Regions from separate parts of the Homo sapiens genome. Here regions 1, 2 and 3 are each linked to region 4. A link is a contact called in ENCODE Hi-C or POLR2A ChIA-PET data. All regions are on one chromosome and are shown on one strand. Each heading gives the region's core, a stretch centred on a gene start or an enhancer-like site at or near the end of the contact. The rest is flanking DNA. Distances are from core to core; before and after follow the strand shown.

Evidence for each region. A loop is a pair of places that touch in the nucleus more often than their neighbours do. ChIA-PET counts read pairs that join two places held with the same protein, here RNA polymerase II (POLR2A). Pooled maps may share reads with other maps.
Region 1: POLR2A ChIA-PET joins it to region 4 with 13 read pairs in Caco-2. The contact joins the promoter of KRT222 here to the promoter of EIF1 in region 4. POLR2A ChIA-PET finds 5 or more read pairs at or near these places in 3 of 52 experiments (AG04450, Caco-2 and MCF 10A).
Region 2: a map of OCI-LY7 shows a loop between it and region 4 (5-fold over the local background). The contact joins the enhancer-like site here to the promoter of EIF1 in region 4. A Hi-C loop is called at or near these places in 1 of 168 maps with a recorded cell type or tissue (OCI-LY7), 4 of 37 single-sample maps with no recorded cell type and 10 of 50 pooled maps. POLR2A ChIA-PET finds 5 or more read pairs at or near these places in 11 of 52 experiments (CD4-positive, alpha-beta T cell, CD4-positive, alpha-beta memory T cell, GM12878 and 6 more).
Region 3: a loop to region 4 is called in a pooled map, with 2.1 times the contacts of the local background. The contact joins the enhancer-like site here to the promoter of EIF1 in region 4. A Hi-C loop is called at or near these places in 1 of 50 pooled maps. POLR2A ChIA-PET finds 5 or more read pairs at or near these places in 5 of 52 experiments (A549, AG04450, BJ and 2 more).

The regions. Positions count from the first base shown.
Region 1 is chr17:40,662,331-40,666,893 of GRCh38, forward strand. It overlaps KRT222 (keratin 222), which reads right to left and starts at 2,847. Exons shown (of 6, transcript NM_152349.3): 1 at 2,674-2,847. The coding sequence starts at 2,769.
Region 2 is chr17:40,597,571-40,602,194 of GRCh38, forward strand. No RefSeq gene overlaps it. Among named protein-coding and RNA genes, the nearest start is that of CCR7, 34 kb to the left of the region's middle. RefSeq lists enhancers at 391-600, 1,027-1,321, 1,529-1,828. Within about 2 kb of position 1,746, at least 13 of the 41 ENCODE cell types and tissues checked have a DNase peak (open chromatin) inside an H3K27ac peak, as active enhancers do; they include CD4-positive, alpha-beta T cell, GM12878 and OCI-LY7, where a contact is called at or near this core.
Region 3 is chr17:40,483,541-40,488,625 of GRCh38, forward strand. It overlaps TNS4 (tensin 4), which reads right to left. Exons shown (of 13, transcript NM_032865.6): 3 at 5,006-5,085; 4 at 3,496-3,920; 5 at 1,381-1,467; 6 at 944-1,069. Among named protein-coding and RNA genes, the nearest start is that of TNS4, 16 kb to the right of the region's middle. Within about 2 kb of position 3,316, at least 12 of the 41 ENCODE cell types and tissues checked have a DNase peak (open chromatin) inside an H3K27ac peak, as active enhancers do.
Region 4 is chr17:41,687,536-41,692,749 of GRCh38, forward strand. EIF1 (eukaryotic translation initiation factor 1) reads left to right here and starts at 1,350. Exons shown (of 4, transcript NM_005801.4): 1 at 1,350-1,534; 2 at 2,243-2,406; 3 at 2,553-2,654; 4 at 3,247-5,133. The coding sequence starts at 1,504. The coding sequence ends at 3,291. RefSeq lists enhancers at 1,051-1,959, 1,945-2,034, 1,960-2,868 and a silencer at 1,175-1,564.

The DNA.
Region 1 (4,563 bases), core at 1,597-4,096, 1.0 Mb before region 4:
GCAGGACCAAGATTCGTGATCTCTGATTTTTAACTTTTCATTATTTATGGATCACTAGGAGGAAGGATTGAAAATTAGCTATTTCCCCCCACATTTTCTTGTAGGCTGCTTTGCAGAAGCAGATAAACAGCCGTACCCCCAAAACTGATCAATTCTGGGACCAGGTATAGGGATAGGGCGTAAATACTGCTAGGAAATACATTACTAGTAATTTAGAGAATTAAGTTGTTATAGGCAATAAGGCTCACAAATAGACTTCCATATTAAGAAAATCTGTTGATTGACCTTTTTCAAGATGATCTTTTTAAAAGGCATATTAATTTTGGGTATCTGGGTAATAAAATGAATAAATAATAAAAATGACTTCTCTAAGGATTGTTTTCTAAATATTCTCCTATTAAAAAAGTAGAATATTTTATATTTAGCTTTAAATGTTTTTATGTTGATGTTGAAATGAAAAGAAAGTATCTGTTGACAGAATTTTTAACATTTGGCCCCAGGAACAGTGAGAACAATGTATAGAATTGATTGTAGCATTTTGAAGCAAAATTTATAACTTTTAATTTTCTTATAAAAATATATTTTAACATTTAAAAATTTAATTTTATCATACATTAGATTTTTTTAAAAAAACGTTGAAGTAAATGAAAGTTTATGAATAAAGTTTAGGGCAAGGTATTGGAGAACAAAATTCGTACATTTCTTTTGGTTTGTTGAAAATCTGTTCTTAGTGTTAACTTGGCAAAGTCAGGCAGCAAGCAACACCTACCAGAGCAACTACAGAAGGTAAAGTAAGGAATTTTGGAGAGAAGAAAACAGAAAAATGCTGGTATCTGCTGGTCTTGTGGCTTTCAAATATGGAACTGGCAGCTAAGCTTGTTCGGTAACTACAGTCCCAAGATGGCCCCTAAAGAAGTCTATCTCCCAAGATGAGTCCTAGGGTGATCCCCTTCTACATTGACTCTGGGCTGACCTGGGTCTTGCTTTAACCAGTAGAATGAGGCAGAAGGAATGCTGTGCCACTTCTAGACCTAAGTCTTAGGAAGCCTGATAGCTTCCACTTCTATGCTTTTGGGAGCCTTGGGCCAATATGCAAGAAGTCTGGATACCCTGCTGGAGAGATCCTGTAGAAAGGCCAGATGGAGAGAGACCCTGAGGCTACGTGAAGTGAGAGAGAAAGTCCCAGCAGAGCCAGCCTTTCGGCAATGCCCTGCCAAAGTGCCAGACACATAAGTGAGCCCAGTCATGCCCCAAGACGATTGAGGTCCCAGATGAGTTTTGGGGTGTTATACAACAATCTGTAACTAAAATAGCTTATTTAGAAATTTAAAAAAATAACTAATCAGGCTGTCTTGAATTTATTTCAGCTGACTTTCTGAGTTATTTGGAAGAAAATCCTCTAAAGTAGTTTCAAATTAAAAGACACTTTAAACAAAACTCACCGTAGTCTTGCTTTTTCATTTGAATTTACTCATTTTGGCCCTGTGACTTGTAAACTAAACTCATATTTCTACTACTGCAAAGTTAAGTGTTTTGTTTATGATTTTTAGAAGTTGTCATCTATTGATTTTTTTCTTCTGTTTGTAAAGGTGAATGAACTATCCCAATGCTTACCTGTACCAGTGACTTTGCTTAATCTAAGATGTTGATCATTCTTTATGAAGGCTGAAAATGTTATCTAGAGGTGAAATTTACAATGGAACTAAAAATGAGTGGCTAATGGAATAAAGGCCTGACATTTTTCTACCAATTTTTTTTTTTAAAATTTTGGGTGATATTCTTAAGTAAACTTTTTGCTGTATTTCAGGGTTTGGAAGATAACTTGAACCCATATATGATAGGTAAACTAAAAAATCCCCTAAATTTCTTAATCTTTGTTTCTAAAATATTTGTTTGTAAATTTGTTTAAAGACTTGAGACCTTAATTACTTGCTGAAGGTGATTGTTACTTTAAAACTAAGTCTATGAAATTAGGATTTAGTCCTTATCTAAGTAGGCTCTCTTTCTCTTTTTTAAATACTTAAATATTACAAGCTTTGTAATGGAAAGAAATGTTTCTCATCTTATAGTACAGAAGCAAAAATCTTAGTGGAGAATCGTTACCAATTTGGGGAATTTCAATGGTCATAATTTATATCATTGTTTCTGAATGCCATGTTCACACACTCAGATGATTTCTATTTATAACAATCTGGTATAAAATGGAACTCGTTAAAAAGATGATAGAAACCTTTTAGAAATATCTCTAGAAAGTGTACATGCTAATAAATCTTACTTAAAGATTTTTCATTTTAAAGATGTTATTTAAATTATCTCTGTAAATAACTCCAATAATATCTTTGAAGGGTATTTGGAATGGTTCCTTCCTGAAGATTGTAAGAGGTTAGAGTGCACCATTTTATGGTATGTTGACCCCATGTTAATGATAGGAACCTCACAATTTATATAAAAATCAAATGCATCAATCAACACTTACTTAATGGCAATTTAACAATATAATCACAGTATTTCCCCCTGTAGTCCCAGTCACACTGCAGTAGAAGCTAAATTCCTTCCCCAATAGATGCTGCATCGAAAAGGAAATACTGTACCTCAGAGAGGCCGGGACAGGAATTGGGTAGACATGGACTGTCTCCTTATTCTGGAAGGTGCCTGTCTGTATGAAATCATTACCTGGATCCTTGTTGAGAGCACCGTCTCTATCTGATTTCTGGTGAGGATCTTTTCATAGTTTGCCCTGATCTCATTGAGTAGCTGGGACAGTTCCATTCTTTTCCCATCCTCCACCTTGGCTAACTGAACCTTATCGATAGGATGAGTCGCTGCGGCAGTCTGCTCGGTCTGCGCGGAAGGCAGGGAGCCTCGCAGAGTTTTAAAGATGCAGAGCTCCTTTTTCGGAGGCCACGGAAATTCTCATCTTTCTAACTAATTATGCAAATACAGGGTAAACTCTTTGCTCCTATTGTTATTGGTATAGTAGAAATGTCAGATTCTTCATGAAGGAAAGGAAAATTTCAAAAACCTGTACTGGTTCCCTGTAAAAATTGAGCACTTTGAGGGGAGGGGGAGTTCATTTTTGTGAAAAGGAAATGGGGCATAACATAAGAAAATTGCCGGGCATGGTGGCTCATGCCTGTAATCCCAGCACTTTAGGAGGTTGAGGTGGGTGGATCACCTGAGGTCGGGAGTTCGAGATCAGCCTGGCCAACATGATGAAACCCTGTCTTTACTAAAAATACAAAAATTAGCTGGGCGTGGTGGTGGGTGCCTGTAATCCCAGCTACTCGGGAGGCTGAGGCAGGAGAATTGCTTGAACCCAGGAGGTGGAGGTTGCAGTGAGCCGAGATTGAGCCACTGCACTCCAGCCTGGGTGACAGAGTGAGACTCCATCTCCAAAAAAAAAAAAAAAAAAAAAAAAGAAAATTATATTTAGTTTTCTCAAAATGTTGCAGATAAGTGCTGGTAGACTATGAGAGTTGTGAGTTAACATTTCCAAAGTTTTAACAAGGATGAAGAAATAGACCTTTTGGTGTATTCACCAAAAGAACCCTTGAGTCCTTTGGAGGGTGTAGTCAGTGTACCATTCCATCCAATCGTTGCAATCACTTGAGCCCTTCGGAGGGTGTATTTGGCGTATCATTCCATCCAATCCTTGCAATCCCTGACATTTTCTAACCTGTAAAGATGAAAAGACTGAGGCCAGAGAGGTTGAGGCATCTTGCCCAAGGTTGCTCAGTGATGTATGACATCACTGGGACTGGCTCTTTGACAACTTGCTTGTGTTCCATGTATTACCCCTGCATATCTGCCTCTGCGTTCTCTCTCTCCCCTTCTAAATTCCTGGTTTAATCTTGCCAGCTGGTTGCTAGATGTGACAGAAATATGTCGTGAGAGTGGATCTATCATTATTGTTATTTGTGGAGTGGCTTTGGCTGAATTGTATCTGGAGCACAGTTCAGGAGATAATCAGACCTGGGTTCTAGCCCTTACAGGGCCTTTGCATGCATGTCCTGCTCTTTTAATTTCTGAATTAACTCACATCTGGCCAGGCCAGTCTATGCTGGGCATTCTCACAGCCCTCTCCAAACAAAGCTGTCCTACCCACAGCTCCTGGTGAGAGGAGAGGTTCCAGGTTATTTCTGACCCACCCCTCCCTACCTCCTGCACCTTCCCCATCAGTCACAACTTGATTATCTATAGATTGGTCAGAGACCTTTGGAGTAGGCTGAGACAGAAAGCTCTGACTAAAGAGAGTCATTAATGATTATCTAGGCCAAACTGATTCTCTTTCTTGGTAACTGGGACTGAGAAATATGAAGAGAATTAGGCTTGGGAGTGGAGGAGAGAGAAGAAAGCAATGAATTAAATTCCTAAATTAAATTCAGGGAGCAATGAATTAAATGCTTCCTGCTACTTTAGGTAGCTCCTGCTAATATCCGCCTGAAACACAGAGAGCTGAACTAGATTCCCTGGAGGGTCAGTCCTGGCAATCTGCATTTTAAATAGGTCTGCCAGCATTTCTTATGCACCCTAAATAAAGCAGCACTGTCCAGTGGAAATATA
Region 2 (4,624 bases), core at 496-2,995, 1.1 Mb before region 4:
ACTATTGTGGCTCCGGCTCACTGCATGAATTCCTGTTTAGAGTGATAGGTAAATAGCACCTGAACAAATGCAGCCTGCCCTCAGATTCAGGTGGAGGAACCCACACCTTAGAGGTCTTTCTCTGGCCTTCCTCAGACGGTACCCTTGTCAGGTGAAGGACTGGTCCATGTCCCCCCTTCTATGTCACACTCCAGGTCTCAGGACCCAGTATTCCCGGCCCAAAGAGTCCTCAGCCACTTTCAGGCTTGCATGGGCCTCTTCCCAGGGAAAATCCTCCACAGGGTAGACTGCACAGCTTGGTATGCACCCCTAGACTCTGTTGATGACCACGTCCTGGCTGTTTATGGTGGCTGTAGATGACGCTTAGGTATCCAGGCTGGGGAGTAGAGAAGGGGAGCTGAGGGGAGAGTCTGAGAGTTCTCGAAGGAGTCTGAGAATTCTAAATTTAAACATGACCCTTTAGGTCGTTATGAAAATGTATAGTTTCATTATGAAATGGAACCTATTTTATAAGTCTGTTAGCTCTATTTATAATGTAACTATCTGGGCAGGTAGTGCGTAGGCCTCTGTTTGTACTCTTGCCTGGGCCCTGCAAATATTTGAGACAGGCCGAAATGAATCTAACTGTGCTTCCTCAGAGAGTTACCAAAGCTCTCTGCAGGCCAGGCTCCCTGGTGGCAGCCCTGAACCCCTTTCCTGAGGATGTGGGAGAGGAAAAGAGGGAGACATTTCTTGGATGTCTGCTATGTGCTGGAATCTGACCTGGGCTGTTTCCCTCACATCATCTCATTTGGGTCTCCCAGCTACTTGCCAGATAGGTATGTCATTGCCAATGTATAGATGAAGAAATGGAGGCCTAGCAGCATTTAAGAGCCTTAAGTGCCCAAGCTGGGATTCCAGCGCAGATCTGCGTGGCTTCAAGTCTGGCCGTCTTCCATGCTGCCATTAGAGTTCTGTCCACCTTGGCTCTCCTCCCCGACAGGATTCCCAGAGGGCCCGAAGTCAGTTACTTAAATGGGTTGAAATCAGACATGTACTATGCTTTGGGGAGAAACGAAACCAAACCATAAATTTCCCGAACCTTCTCTGGTTGGCCCTGTTTTTGTTCCAAAGCAGAAAAGGGCAAAGTACAGGAGGGGGCTGGGGCAGAGAGAGTGCAAACACATGGGTACAGAAGGCACGTGATAATTCGCTGTGGAAGCAAGAGAGCGGGTGGGTGCGGACGTGGGTGGGAGTGAGGGCTGAGACCAAGAAGTTTGGCTTTTGAGTCAGTCCTGGTTTTAAATCTAGGTCCCACCACTTACAAATTGTTCAACTTAGACCAAGTTGCTTAACTACATAGAATCTCGGTTTCACTATCTTCAAAAGATAATTGATAATAGGGTTTCTTCTAAGAGTCTTTGTAAGGAGGAAACGAAATCGCATCAGTAAGGCCCCAGCCCGCAGCAGGTTCTCGACAACATTCATTCCCTTCCACCCTCTCCTTCCTCCTATTGACAGAGTTGCTTCAGCCCATTTTGGCATTCTGTAGATTTCTACAGCTGAGAAATCCAAAAATAAACTTGAATTATGGTGGGTTTAGCACCGAGGCACTTCTGTGTAAATAGCAGAAGTGAAAAGAAAAAAAAGGCCATCTCATTTCTAGTATTTGAAACCAAGCACCCTCATCGTGTGGGCGACTCATAGTAGAGGGGGCAGGGGGAGCGAGGTTTGGCATTTTTTCTCTGCTGTTTTTGTTTTTGTTCTGTGATGATGTGGGGGACTCTCCAGGGACATCATGCGTCACAGAGCAGGGGAGAAAGGGGAGGTGAAGACAGAGCAAGTAGGGAAATTTGATCCGGTCTCTGACGTTGTAGGGCAGAATTGGGGAAAGAGGGAGTGTCGGTCAATGGGTGGAAAAGGTCCCGTGGCTGTCATGCCCTTCTTACCTCCTGCCCCGAGACACAGTTGGGCAAGTCCCTTAATTCATTTTTCAGTGAGTTTCCCAAGAAAGGCCGTCTTCCGGAACATGTGTTATTCCTGAAATACATGGCAGACTCGGTTGAAAGGGTGTGTGTTTGTGGGTCACAGAGACTCACAAAAAGAGAAGGCAAGGGGCTGGCCCGCTTGACGTGAGCCCACATGGATGGGAGTCACAGGTGATTATTATTATTATTAACAAAAGGCTTCCCTTACCTCCCCAAACCTAACTTTTCACTATTCATACCATCCATGTCTTATAGGCCCAGGGAGATGAAAAAGTGAGTTTACCCAAGGGAATTCACAAGGGCCTAAGTAGAAGAGCCAGGATTTGAACTGGCTGCCCCTTTCTCTCTATGGGGCTGGCATTGGCCATCCTAATAATGGGGGAAAAGTTGGGTTAACGACCAGCGGCCTGGGGAATTCAGGTCACCTTGATGTTTGCCCTATGGTCTTGAGTTTTGCAACTTAAAAAAACAAAAAACAAAAAACTATACACACACACACACACACACACACATTATCTATCTACCTCTATTTTTTTAAGACAAGGTCTTGCTTTGTCACCTAGGCTGGAGTGCAGTGGCACGAGCACAGCTCACTGCAGCCCTGACTTCCCATGTTCAATTGATCCTCCCACCTCAGCCTCCCAAGTAGCTGGGACTACCAGCACATGCCACCACACCTGGCTAATTTTTTTATTTTTTGTAGAGGCAGGGTTTCATTATATTGCCCAGGCTGGTAAATGGACATATTGACATTACAAGTCGATGTTGTTTTTATAGAAGGAGCAAATAATGCAAAAGGGACCAACTCATCAGTGAAAACATATCATACCATGCTTGGTGTTTGCCTTGGCTAGAAGTCTCTGGAGGTGAATTTATGGAGAATGCATTCAAGCTGCCTCCCATTCCCACTATATAGATAACGAGAGGAAGGGGTTTAAGCTGCAATAGGAGGCTGTTGGAGAGACTCAAGGAGAAGCTTCCTGACCGTAGACGGTTGATAAATATAGGAGCCACTGGAGGGTGGAAGCAATAACTTTCCAATCCCCCGAGCCTTCCAGCATTTTTTGGTGTTTGCCAAATATCATCACCTCCTACCTCTCACCAGCGCCTGGACTCAACCTTTCTAGAGCCAGCTCAAATGCCACCCCTTCAGACTTCCCAGCATTGCTGTGAGGAATCGTGGGCTTTTCTTTCCTGCTCCCAGTGTGACTTTGGTACCTTTATTTAGCATCTATATTGTCCTCCCTTGACTTAAAGCCAAGTTGTTAATTCTCCCCTTTCTTGAGTTCTTAGAGGGCAGGGATGCATTCCATTCATCTTTATCACCAACACCTAAGGTGACACCTGGCACATAGTCAGTGCTCGTTAAAGGTGTGCTGAACTTTGAAACGAAGGGTTGCCTGTTGGTGGTTGAAAACATTTTTTTTTCGAACCTTGTTAAGTTTGAAAAGTTCAATCCCCAGTGCCAACATGCATATAAATATAGGTGCTTTCATGCTCTGTTGATGGGAATGTGAACTGGTTCAACTTTTCTGGAGAGTCATTTGGTAAACATTTAGGAGAAGTCTTAGAATTTTCTATGCCTTTTGACTGAATTCTTTTTTTTTTCTTTTCTCCTAAGGAGTTAGTGAATGGCTTTTCATAAAGACATTGTATTTTTTCATAGCAATGTTTTTAAAAATTATAGCAAAAATGGGGCCAATATTAATATGAATTTGGATAAATAGTGGTTTATATGCAATAGAATGTCATGTAGCCATTACAATTGATGATATATTTGTTAATCAAATAAGTAAAGTGACAAAAACATTACAAAATAGGAAGCATAGTAGGATTTCAATTTTGAAGGAAAATAAGGCTCTATCCATGGAAAAATGCCTTGAAGGATATACGTCTAAGTGTTTCAACCCTTTTTCTCTAGGTGGTGGGATTTTAGGGGATTTTGACTTTCTTCTGTTCATTTCTCTGAGTTTTCTCAATTTTCTCCCATGTGTTACAACGAACATGCATTACATTTAGAACATAGAAAAACATTTTCCAGCATCTTGAGTTGATTCTCTAAGTAAATTCCTTGCTCCTTAAATTCTGAAAACTGTAGAGACCAGATCAACGTGTAGGATGTCAGAGGTGGAAAAGCTGTGGGAAGTCCTTTGGGCCAGAGTTTTGCAAAACTGGCTGTGCGTGAGAATCACACGTGGGGCTTTCAGAACTCTGGCTCTGCCCATACCCAGTGGCAATAAATCAAAGTCACCAGGGATGGCTGCAGGCGTCAGAGTGGTTTAAAGCTCCCAGGTGATTCTAATATGCAGCCTAGTTTGAGAACCCTGCTTTTGAGTTGTGCTGTCTAACAGTAGCCACTAGCCACACGTGGCTATTTAAATTATGCAACACTAAATAAAAAATTCAGTTCCTTAGTCAAAGTAGCCACTTTTTTCTTTCTTTTTTTTCTTTTTTTTTTCTTGAGACAGAGTGTCACTCTGTCACTCAGGCTGGAGTGCAATGGTGCGATCTTGGCTCACTGCAACCTCTGTCTCCCGGGTTCAAACAATTCTCCTGCCTCAGCCTCCCAAGTAGCTGGGACTACAGGCACCCGCCACCATGCTCGCAAAGTAGCCACATTTTAAGCACTCAGTAGTCACATGTGTGGTTAGTGGCAC
Region 3 (5,085 bases), core at 2,066-4,565, 1.2 Mb before region 4:
GTCTGGTTTCTGTCTCCCCCTGCCCACCAGGTCATCTCTGCTGGAGCCACGCTGGCCCCGGGGGTGGGGAGGTGAACAATGACCTTCTGACTCCTTTCCACCAGTCCACAGTGTCCTCCTCAGTCTGGGCTCATTGCCTCTTGCAAGGCGTCCTTTATAAGTAACACCCTCCCCAGAGGTCACTTTCTTATTGTGACAGTGAGGCATACTGTCAAGAACACAAGGCTGGGTGTTTCATCCTCCCTTTATCACTTAATTGCTCTGGAGTCATTAAGTAACTCTGGGAGCCTCCGTTATCTCATCCGTTAAATAAGAAGGTGCAATCCTGGGGTTTGAGTGAGGCCTATGACCCAGGTACCTTGTACTGTAATCATCTGTTTTCATCTGTCTCCCTAGTGAGGTGGTGTCTGTGTCTGATTCCACTGTATCCCTGCTGCCTCACACAGTGCCTGGTGTGTGGTGATGCTCCATAGATGTTTGCTATCAAATAAGCATGGGAGACCACAGGAAAGCATATAAGCTATCACACACATGTGCGCTGAGCTAGTACACAAACCTGGTAAGCTATCACCTGTGAGATAAGCTAGCTGCGTGTGTAATCACACATTAGGTTCCCTGGAAATGAATCCAGTTTGACTCCAAGAAGAGCAGCCTAGAGGGGGCTAGGACCCTCCTCCTTCTCTCCCACCATCAGAAAAAAGCAGGGAAGTGGGGGTGGGGCTCGGGAAGGCAGAAGCACGCAGGCTTGCTGTGAAAGGCGTTTTTCAGGGTGCCTTGGGGCTGGAGGGCATCGGGGAGAACACTGGGGTGGACGCTTCTCCTAGGAGCTGTTATAAGACTGGCGCCATGTCACCCTGAAAGCTAGTGCCAGAGCCAGGACTGGAACCTACCACACCCCGCTGCCTCAGTGAGGCCTTGAGTGAGCACAGAGACAGACGCATACCTGGTCGACTCTGAGCAGACGCGGGAACCTCCTGCACCTTCAGGGCCAGGCCGAAGGAGCCTCGGTATGAAGAGCTGTCCCTTATGACAAAAGCCCCTGGCTCCTCCTTCCTCAGCAGCTCGATTGCTGGAACAATCCTTGAGTCAGAGATGGACACCGCCCCACCTGGACACCCTGTCCCCAGCCCCGTAGGGTCTTCACAGAGCAGATGTTACAGAGTCACCTTTTGTCCCCAGGAAGTCCTTTGTACTGTCAAATCTCCACCATTCTTGCTGTGGTTCCTACTTCCTCGGGAGGTCATGAGGTCAGCAGGACATCCCCCTCCCCCGCTTCCCAGGACCCACTATTTGCCATTCCTTAACTGTAACCCAGGGCCCTGCCTGATGCAAAGTGCAAGACCCAGACCCTATTCTGGGGTCACTCGTGCTTCCTTTTACCTTGCTCTCGGGTGATGTTTGGCTTAAACCAGTATTTAGATGTGTCCATCACGAACTTCATGGTGGGCTGCATGTCCCTGGCGGGACCTGGAGACAGACAGAGAAGGGGGACCCTGTAGGCTGGACAGACGGGAGCTGAGGGATGTTCACCAGAGAAGGCTGGAGACCCTTCCCTACTCTATTGCCCCAAGGTTTCATTCAACCACCATCCCAGACCCTAACCCCATTGTATCTCCAAACTGCCTACGATGAGGGAAAATCAAACAGAAGGATGCCAGGGTTTGGTGCATCTAGAACTCAGAAGTGCCCTTGTATCCTTGGTAATGAATAAGGAATGAATAGATACAACCTCAGTTTAAGGAGAAATGGTTTCTTAAATCTACTGTTGAGTCCCCTGGTGAGGACTGAAATAAGAGATAAACAAGGAATTCTCAAATGCATCATGTTTGATATTACATTCTCCTTCGTCTTCATAATCCTAAGAATTCCTTACGGGAATATTCAGCTTGGAAAAGAAAATGGCAGAAAACGTGAAGGAGAGGAAAATAGCAGATCTGGGCAGAAAAACATGCCCCTGGGAGGCGGGAGCCTGGATCTTGACTCTGATATGGGATAACTGAAGCTCAGAGGGGACCAAGTGGACTAAACAGCTTCTGAGGGTCTTTAATGTTCTAGTAGTCTATGGAATTAAAATGAATTTTGTTTTAGGAATATTTTGCAGAATTTGATAAGATCTGGGGGTATAGTTGGTGATATTATGGGACCAAAGCAGGATGGGAATATCACTAGGCTAAGTAAATGTGCGCTTTGGGATGCCAAAATGGCCATTTCCCTGGGTCCCTAAGGCAGAGAGCAGTAGCTGTCAACCTTGGCGGCTTGAAAAGGAGTGTTGTGACCACTTACTCTCAAGTAACTCATTCAAAAAAAGTACTAAAATCTGCAAATGATTTGTCCTAGGAAAGCGATCAGGGCAGATGCAAAGGCACGCCAGAAGTGTCATTTTCTCCTGCTTGCCTCCACATGGCTTCGTGAGTGGGAGTGAGCAGTGGGCTATAGTAAACATTCCACCCCCACCCCCTCTGGAGTCGCCTTGATGCCTGTGAGCGTCATGGCCAAGTGGGGGCTGAGAAGCCCCCCGATGGCCGAGGGAGGGGGAACAGGGGGTTGGCAGGGGACTCTGCTCATGGGAGAGGCATCCACAGGGTGCTAGAGCTTAGCTTCTGGGTTTACTGCTTGGGTTTGTTCTTCTTGGACGCCTGTGATCTCAGACTCCGGGAAGGAGGGTGTTTGCTGTTTTGTGGTTTTCGGCTGTCTGAACTGGAATGCATTGTCTCTATTACCCCATCCACCCCCTCTGTGTTCTCATCATCTGCGAACGTCAGAGTCAGAACTGACTCGCCCTCTTGCTCTCCTTGAGTTAGTCATCAAGCACATCCTGAGGGTCGCCTGGTTCTGTCCTCTCTCCTCCACTCCCACTGCCCTATCCCGGTTCAGGACCCTGCTATCCGTTGAGCTGCCAGGGTGATCCATTGAGCGAGCACCTCTGACCCCATCACTCTCCTGTGTGAGGAGGCTCTCTGATGGTACCCTATTGCTTAAAAGGCAAATTCCATTTTTTTTTTTTTTTTTAGCTTGGCATTTAAGGCCTTTCACAATCTGGTTTCAAATTACTCTCAATGACTTGAACCTGCACCCAACATTCCGGCATTTCCTGAACATGCCATGCGCTTCCACACCTTCATGACTGTGGACCCCCTGCTTTCTCTGCTGGGAATGCCTTTCCTCTCCTTCTCTGGCCACAAACTTCTGATCCATTTCCCAGATCCAGCTCGGATGTCGCTTCCTCTGTTCTCCAGACTGAAAGAATCATTCCTTCAGCTTTGGCCAATATGATTGAGAATATCTCTTTACCTCCGCGTTTATCCTACCCTACCGTGATGATTTGTTTTTGTCTCTTTCTAAACTGTTTCCCTCTGTGTGTCCTCACTACCTGGCATAGTGCCAGACACACAATAGTTGCTCAATAAATGTGTTGACTGGCTGTTGCAGAAACCCACTGGCACTTTGTCTATTCCCCAAATCTTACATTGCTTCAAATATTGGTTTACGACGTACCCTCTGGGCATGTGGTAAAGGGGGCATCTGACAGGGTCTGGCTGTTGCTCCTGGTGGCTGGACAGGGGTTGCTGGGAGAAGCAGCTCCAGGTTGAACGGAGTTCTGGTGTCCTGGGGTCCGCTGGGGTGGAGAAGACCCTGGTTCTGGGCAGCCGTTGATCAGCACAATGGGTATGTCCACCATGGAGTTGGTGATGGATGGGGGGCAGCTGCTGGCATGTTCTTTGGCCAGTGGTGGAGAGTGGGGTGTTCTGGGTTGGCCCATGGTTAGGGTGGGGTTTCTGGGAGCCTGGAAGTCACTGGGTCTTGTACACAGGGACACTGAGCCAAGGCTGTGGAGGCTGGAGGAAGAGTTGGCTGGACTTTCCAAGGATCTGGAAGATGACTGATGGCTGGAGTTGCTGGAGTGCAGGAGGGACTGGCTGCTGCAGCGGGAGAGAGTCAGACAGGGTGTTAGGGCAACAGGTGGCTCAGGGGCTAGAGTCAGGCTCCGGATCTGGTGATCTGGGTTCCCATGGCTTTAAAGGCCAAATAGAACACTGCATACCCCACCCCCTACAGCCCACAGCAAAGTGCATGCCCACCTAATCCTCAAGGGATGGTAAGGATACAGAAATGTCCTTGGATGGTAGGGTCTTTGGTCACTTAAAGTAGCCAATGAGCTGACCCCTGCAGGCTTTGGGCATAGGCTGGCCCACATTCCGTCTGCCTTCCCAGCCAGGCCGTTCTGACTGAGCTGTCGGATCAGGATCCCTTCAGGCCCCCATGACTCCCAGGAGCCCTGCAGATGGGCTGAACCTACGCTGGACCACACCGTGGCTGATGCAGAGGGAACTCCCCAGCTGCAGGAGAAGGCCAGCTTCACATCCAGCCAGACTTCTTCCTGAGCTCAGGGGCCTGTGCCAGTGGGCATGGCTGTGGAATCCCCAGCCTCTGTGCCAGGGACTGCCTTGGCCAGTGGCTTTGGAGGTGGAGTGGGAAGCAGAGTCCTGTGGTTCGGTCTTCCTGGGGCAGAATGGGTGCGCATGTGCCTGCAGTTCTGCTGTGAGGTCTATAGAGAACTGAGCTGGGATGATTGTGATTCCCAGGCAGGGCTGCCTCACTCCTTTGCTAGGTTTTGCCAGCAACAGAGGAAGGAACCTTTTTATTCCTAAATAGTTCATCTCAGGCCCCCCAATTCTATTTATAGCCCTGTGTTTTGGGGTTTAAAAAAACCTTCCTTGAGATGGGTTGTATGAGGGCTGGAAAGGATATAGATGAGCCTCATTAAGGCAACGGCTCTTTTACCAAAAGGTAGCTATAAGTCAAGACTTTTTATATTGAATTGTATTCTAAATGCTTGAGGACAGCTTGAGATCTGAAAGGCTGTAAAAGCAAACATTTGCTTCTGGTTTTGGTGCATGCCCAGATTTTGCTCAGACAGAGCAGGGTCCCTTTCAGTGATTTTAGGGGGTGCATGCGTGCGTGTGCCTGTGTGTGTGTGTGCAATGTTAGAAGCTACAGAACCTACCTTCCAAACATATAGCTGACATCAGACACTGGGCTGGCTGACAGCACAGAGATCCTGCTGCCCCGCTGTGGGGCCAGGCC
Region 4 (5,214 bases), core at 100-2,599:
CCGAGGCAGGCAGATCACCTGAGGTCAGGAGTTCAAGACCAGCCTGGCCAACATGGTGAAAACCCATCTCTACTAAAAATATTTTTAAAAAACTAGCCGGGCGTGGTGGTGGATGCCTGTAACCCCAACTACTCGGGAGGCTGAGGCAGAAGAATTGCTTGAACCCAGGAGACGGAGGTTACAGTGAGCCGACACAGTGCCACTGCACTCCAGCCTCGGCGACAAAGTGAGACTCTGTCTCAAAAAAAAAATCAATTTATTGGCAATATTTAAAAATCAAGAGATTTTATGTAAACACCTGGATTTCCTGGCACTCTTGAAAAAGATCTAGCACAATGGGCTGGAGGTGAGCGGCCACTGCAGCCCGTAGTTCTTACTCCAGCCCCCAGTCCACCCCATTACATCACACTTGGCTGTTTGCACTCCTTGATCCTACTTACCTGCCTATCCCCGGAGGCCTTTGAGTCTAAAATTCCTGGTCTCTTTTCACCACTCTACTTACCCCTACAACTGAGTGTTGAAATAAATAAACTGAAAGCAAGAAAGGTTGACTGTTTTGAAGGAAATATTTCATCTAAACTCTAGGAAGGCTCTACTCCACACAAGCTGTGCCACATGAAGGACGCCCTCTGGTGCCAGAATTATTCTCGGGGGGGCCCAGAACCAGTTACTATACCTTGAACTCATGCCAATGAGCTGGGCACACTTTTTCCTTAGATGGATTAATCTAATCTAAATGAAAATTTTAGATCGGATTAACCCACTTTAGAATAAATCTAAATGGCAATCTAAATTATGCGGTTACCGTTTTGATTATATTATTGTATGTTGATTAATCAAAGTGCCGCCCTAAATCCCGCTGTGACTCCGTGGGTAGTAGGGTGGGTAGGTAGGTGGGTTTGACACAACGGGGATTTCTCGTGTTTGGGAGGCTCATCATCTAAATCCTCTCTAAGGAGTGTTCATTTACCATATGAAACTCCCCTTTTCGAGAAGACAGGGATGCAACAGGGTCAAGAAGGTGGAACGTACCAAAGGACACAGTGCGTAGGCGCGCTCGAAACCTGGGCCGGTATTCTCGGCACCCAGACACCGTCCACTCGCACTGCGCAGGCTCCGAGACAGATCAAGCTTTCCCTCCCCCTCCCAGCTCTCCTAGAGTCAAGAGGACGCCCTCCTGCCGCAGACTTCCTGCGCAAGCGCCATCCCATGTCCCCGCCTCCAAACCAATTGGAAGCGGCGCCGCCTGGGCGCTTGGGGCACGACGCTGTGGGTGGGGTCAGGACGTGAGGGCAGCGCGCTGGCGTCAGAGGCGCGGCTATATAACTAAACACAGGCACCGCCCCTCTGCCCCAGTCACTGAGCCGCCGCCGAGGATTCAGCAGCCTCCCCCTTGAGCCCCCTCGCTTCCCGACGTTCCGTTCCCCCCTGCCCGCCTTCTCCCGCCACCGCCGCCGCCGCCTTCCGCAGGCCGTTTCCACCGAGGAAAAGGAATCGTATCGTATGTCCGCTATCCAGAACCTCCACTCTTTCGGTAAGCTATGGGAAAGGTCGCGGGCCCGGGTGGGGCAGCGGGGCCTTCCGGGCCCGGAGACGTGTTCCGGGAAGTTGCCAAGCGCTCCGGGCCTTCGTAAGCTCGGGCAGGGGAAACTTGACCAGGGTCGCAGGGCAGCGGGATCAAGGCCTGGGCCCCGGGGTCGGACCCTGAGCGCGACCGGAAGGAGCAGGCGGTAGGTCAGCCCTTGGGCGGGCCCGGCGTCTCAGTGGCGCATTTACTAATGGCTCCTGGGCCTCCTCGGGCCACACCCGCCCCTCCCGTCACCATTGCGTCACGTCCGTTACGTCACCACCCGTTGTCACGGATCCGGAGGGAAAGGCGGTGCCAGCCCTAAGTGGCAAGCGGGTGCACCAATGGGGGTGGGAGGCTTAGCCCCGCCTCGGGAGCTCGGGTTCCGGCGGGTTGCATCAGCTGGGTGGGGCACCGCCTGGCAGCCCGGACTCCCCCGACATGTGATCGGCTTCCCAGGGAGGGCGGGAGGCCCGGGCGTTCCCCGAGCCTGGGGAAGCTGGCCGTCCCGGACTGACCTGCTCGGGGAGAGCCAGCAAAGGACACATTCGGCCTGGCCCAAGCCCTGACGATTTCAGTGTTGTTTTCTGCACGCGCAAAACACCTGGGGACCGAGGGGATGGCAGTGGCATCCTATCTTTGACAGCTCTGAACGAGCTTAACCTTTTTTTTCAGACCCCTTTGCTGATGCAAGTAAGGGTGATGACCTGCTTCCTGCTGGCACTGAGGATTATATCCATATAAGAATTCAACAGAGAAACGGCAGGAAGACCCTTACTACTGTCCAAGGGATCGCTGATGATTACGATAAAAAGAAACTAGTGAAGGCGTTTAAGAAAGTAGGTCTTCAGTGAGATTTTGGGAAAGTCATAATGGATTTGTCCACAAGGGGGTGCCAGCTGTGTTGTATGTATTGTTAGCGGAAGGGGTGATAAATGCGTTCATGCTCTTGCTAGGCCTAATTCGTTTTCCTTTGTGCTTGCAGAAGTTTGCCTGCAATGGTACTGTAATTGAGCATCCGGAATATGGAGAAGTAATTCAGCTACAGGGTGACCAACGCAAGAACATATGCCAGTTCCTCGTAGAGGTGAGTTCAGTCACTACTTGATTTGTGCCTCTCTGCTGGCAAATCTCAGATCCTGTCTGTTAGCTTCTGCTGGGGACATAAAAGTTGGCTTTGTAAGGCTGAGCAAAACCTCAGTTGGGTTTTAAAGTACATAGACTTATTTCTGTTTTATAGGAAAAAGCAGAAGGGACTTGTCTACCTTTGGTTTACTGTTTCTGTGGATCTACTTCACAGATGCAAATTTGAATAGCATATAGATGCATTGTAAAATAAGCCAAATGCTGGGTTGTTCCTGTATTTGTAAGGACATGAGTTTTTAAAAATGAATTTCCTGAGTATTAATACTAAAATACTGTTACATGATCAGCTCTTGATATAATTGAAGAGATTTCAGATACCTGATGAGTCTCATTCTCACACTAATTCAGAACCTTGGAAGGCACTGAGTGTTCAAAAAAGGTAGCTCTTAACTGAGGACCCTCTGTTGAACCATTGTGCGCACCCCTGGCTCTTGGGCAGTGTAGTAGCAGGAAGACAGGGTTGTTGCCATTAGAAATGGAGGCTTTAACTCTCCCTGTCCCCCATTTAAAACTTTGCCCTTTTGTCTTTTCAGATTGGACTGGCTAAGGACGATCAGCTGAAGGTTCATGGGTTTTAAGTGCTTGTGGCTCACTGAAGCTTAAGTGAGGATTTCCTTGCAATGAGTAGAATTTCCCTTCTCTCCCTTGTCACAGGTTTAAAAACCTCACAGCTTGTATAATGTAACCATTTGGGGTCCGCTTTTAACTTGGACTAGTGTAACTCCTTCATGCAATAAACTGAAAAGAGCCATGCTGTCTAGTCTTGAAGTCCCTCATTTAAACAGAGGTCAAGCAATAGGCGCCTGGCAGTGTCAAGCCTGAAACCAAGCAATACCGTCATGTTTCAGCCAAGCCCAGAGCCCTAAGATTACAAACAACTATGGCCGGAACCTCCTCAGCTCTCCCTCTGCAGAGTTCCCTACCCTAAGAGAATGTTACCACCTGAACAGTCCTCGGTGAATCTGAGAGGAGAGGATGGGGTAAGGCAGAAGCACCAGCTGTACTACTAGAAGGGAGCTTTTGGTGGTAGATCCCCTGGTGTCTCCAACCTGACTAGGTGGACAGAGCTCAAAGAGGCCCTCTTACCGCTAGCGAGGTGATAGGACATCTGGCTTGCCACAAAGGTCTGTTCGACCAGACATATCCTAGCTAAGGGATGTCCAAACATCAGAATGTGAGGCCAACCTTCTATCAGAGTTAAACTTTTGACAAGGGAACAAATCTCAAACTGATCCATCAGTCATGTAGCTAGCTGTAGAGCTTGCAACTTAATAGCAGCAGCTGCCCAATGCCATGTGAAGTAACAAACTGGTTTTTGGTTTTTTTTTCCCCTTCAGTTTTAATGTTATGTGTAATGTATTTAAACCCTTATTTAAATAAAACTTGTTTTCAGAAATACCTGACTTGCAGATTATTTATATATAGTCGATCTTGTGCATATAAAGGAACCATAGAAATGGGCAGTGGAGGATTCGTCCACACCCACAGCTTCTCAACGGGCCTGAATTTGGCCAAGAAAAACCTTTATGAGCTTGTCCCTCTCTGGTCAACTGGTTTTTTGTTCGTTTGTTTTTTGAGACAGGTTTGCCCTTGTTGCCCAGGCTGGAGTGCAGTGGCACAATCTCGGCTCACTGCAACCTCCACCTCAGGTTCAAGCAATTGTCGTGCCTCAGCCTCCCTAGTAGCTGGGATTACAGGCACCATGCCCAGCTAACTTTTGTATTTTTAGTAGAGACAGGGTTTCTCCATGTTGGCCAGGCTGGTCTTGAACACCTGGCCTCAAGTGATCTGCCTGTCTTGGCCTCCCAAAGTGCTGGGATTACAGGCATGAGCCACCATGCCCAGCAGGTCAACTGTTTTTGCAAGCATTTAGCCAGAGTCATGCTGTGCTGTTAATCAGTGTCCTGGAGAATGGGTTGCTTGGAAATCTTGGCGCCCCCTCAGTAGTAACAGCCTTGGTTTAAGGGCGCAGAGTGGAGAGTAAATGCAAGGGCTATAACAAGGGCATTCATGCTGTGGGTTAAGATCCACAAATCGCTAGGAATGTGTATACTCTGGGTAGTAAGTTTGTAGTATTAGAAGGTTTAATGACAAGTATTTGAAGAGCTGAAGTTAAGTGTTGGGAGGCCATCCCTTATGAAGGACAATGAATGGCAAGTAAAAGACCAAGTTCTGTTCCTGGGTCCATTAATTTAGTTAAAAAGGCAAAGTTCTTTCAGCACACATATCTGCATGCAGTCACGTGCTGCCTAAGGATGCTTCATTCAACAATGAGCCTCACAGCCGTGCTACACAATAAGATTATAATACTGTATTTTTACTGTACCTTTTAACATTGTGTTACAATGGCCTACAAGAAGCTTGTGTGGATGGCTTTGAATGTGGCCCAACACGAACTAATAAATTTTGCTAAAACATGAGTTTTGTTTGGTGACTTTTTTTTTTTTCTTTTTAGTTCATCAGCTATTGTTGGTGTATTTTATGTGTGGCCCAAGACAATT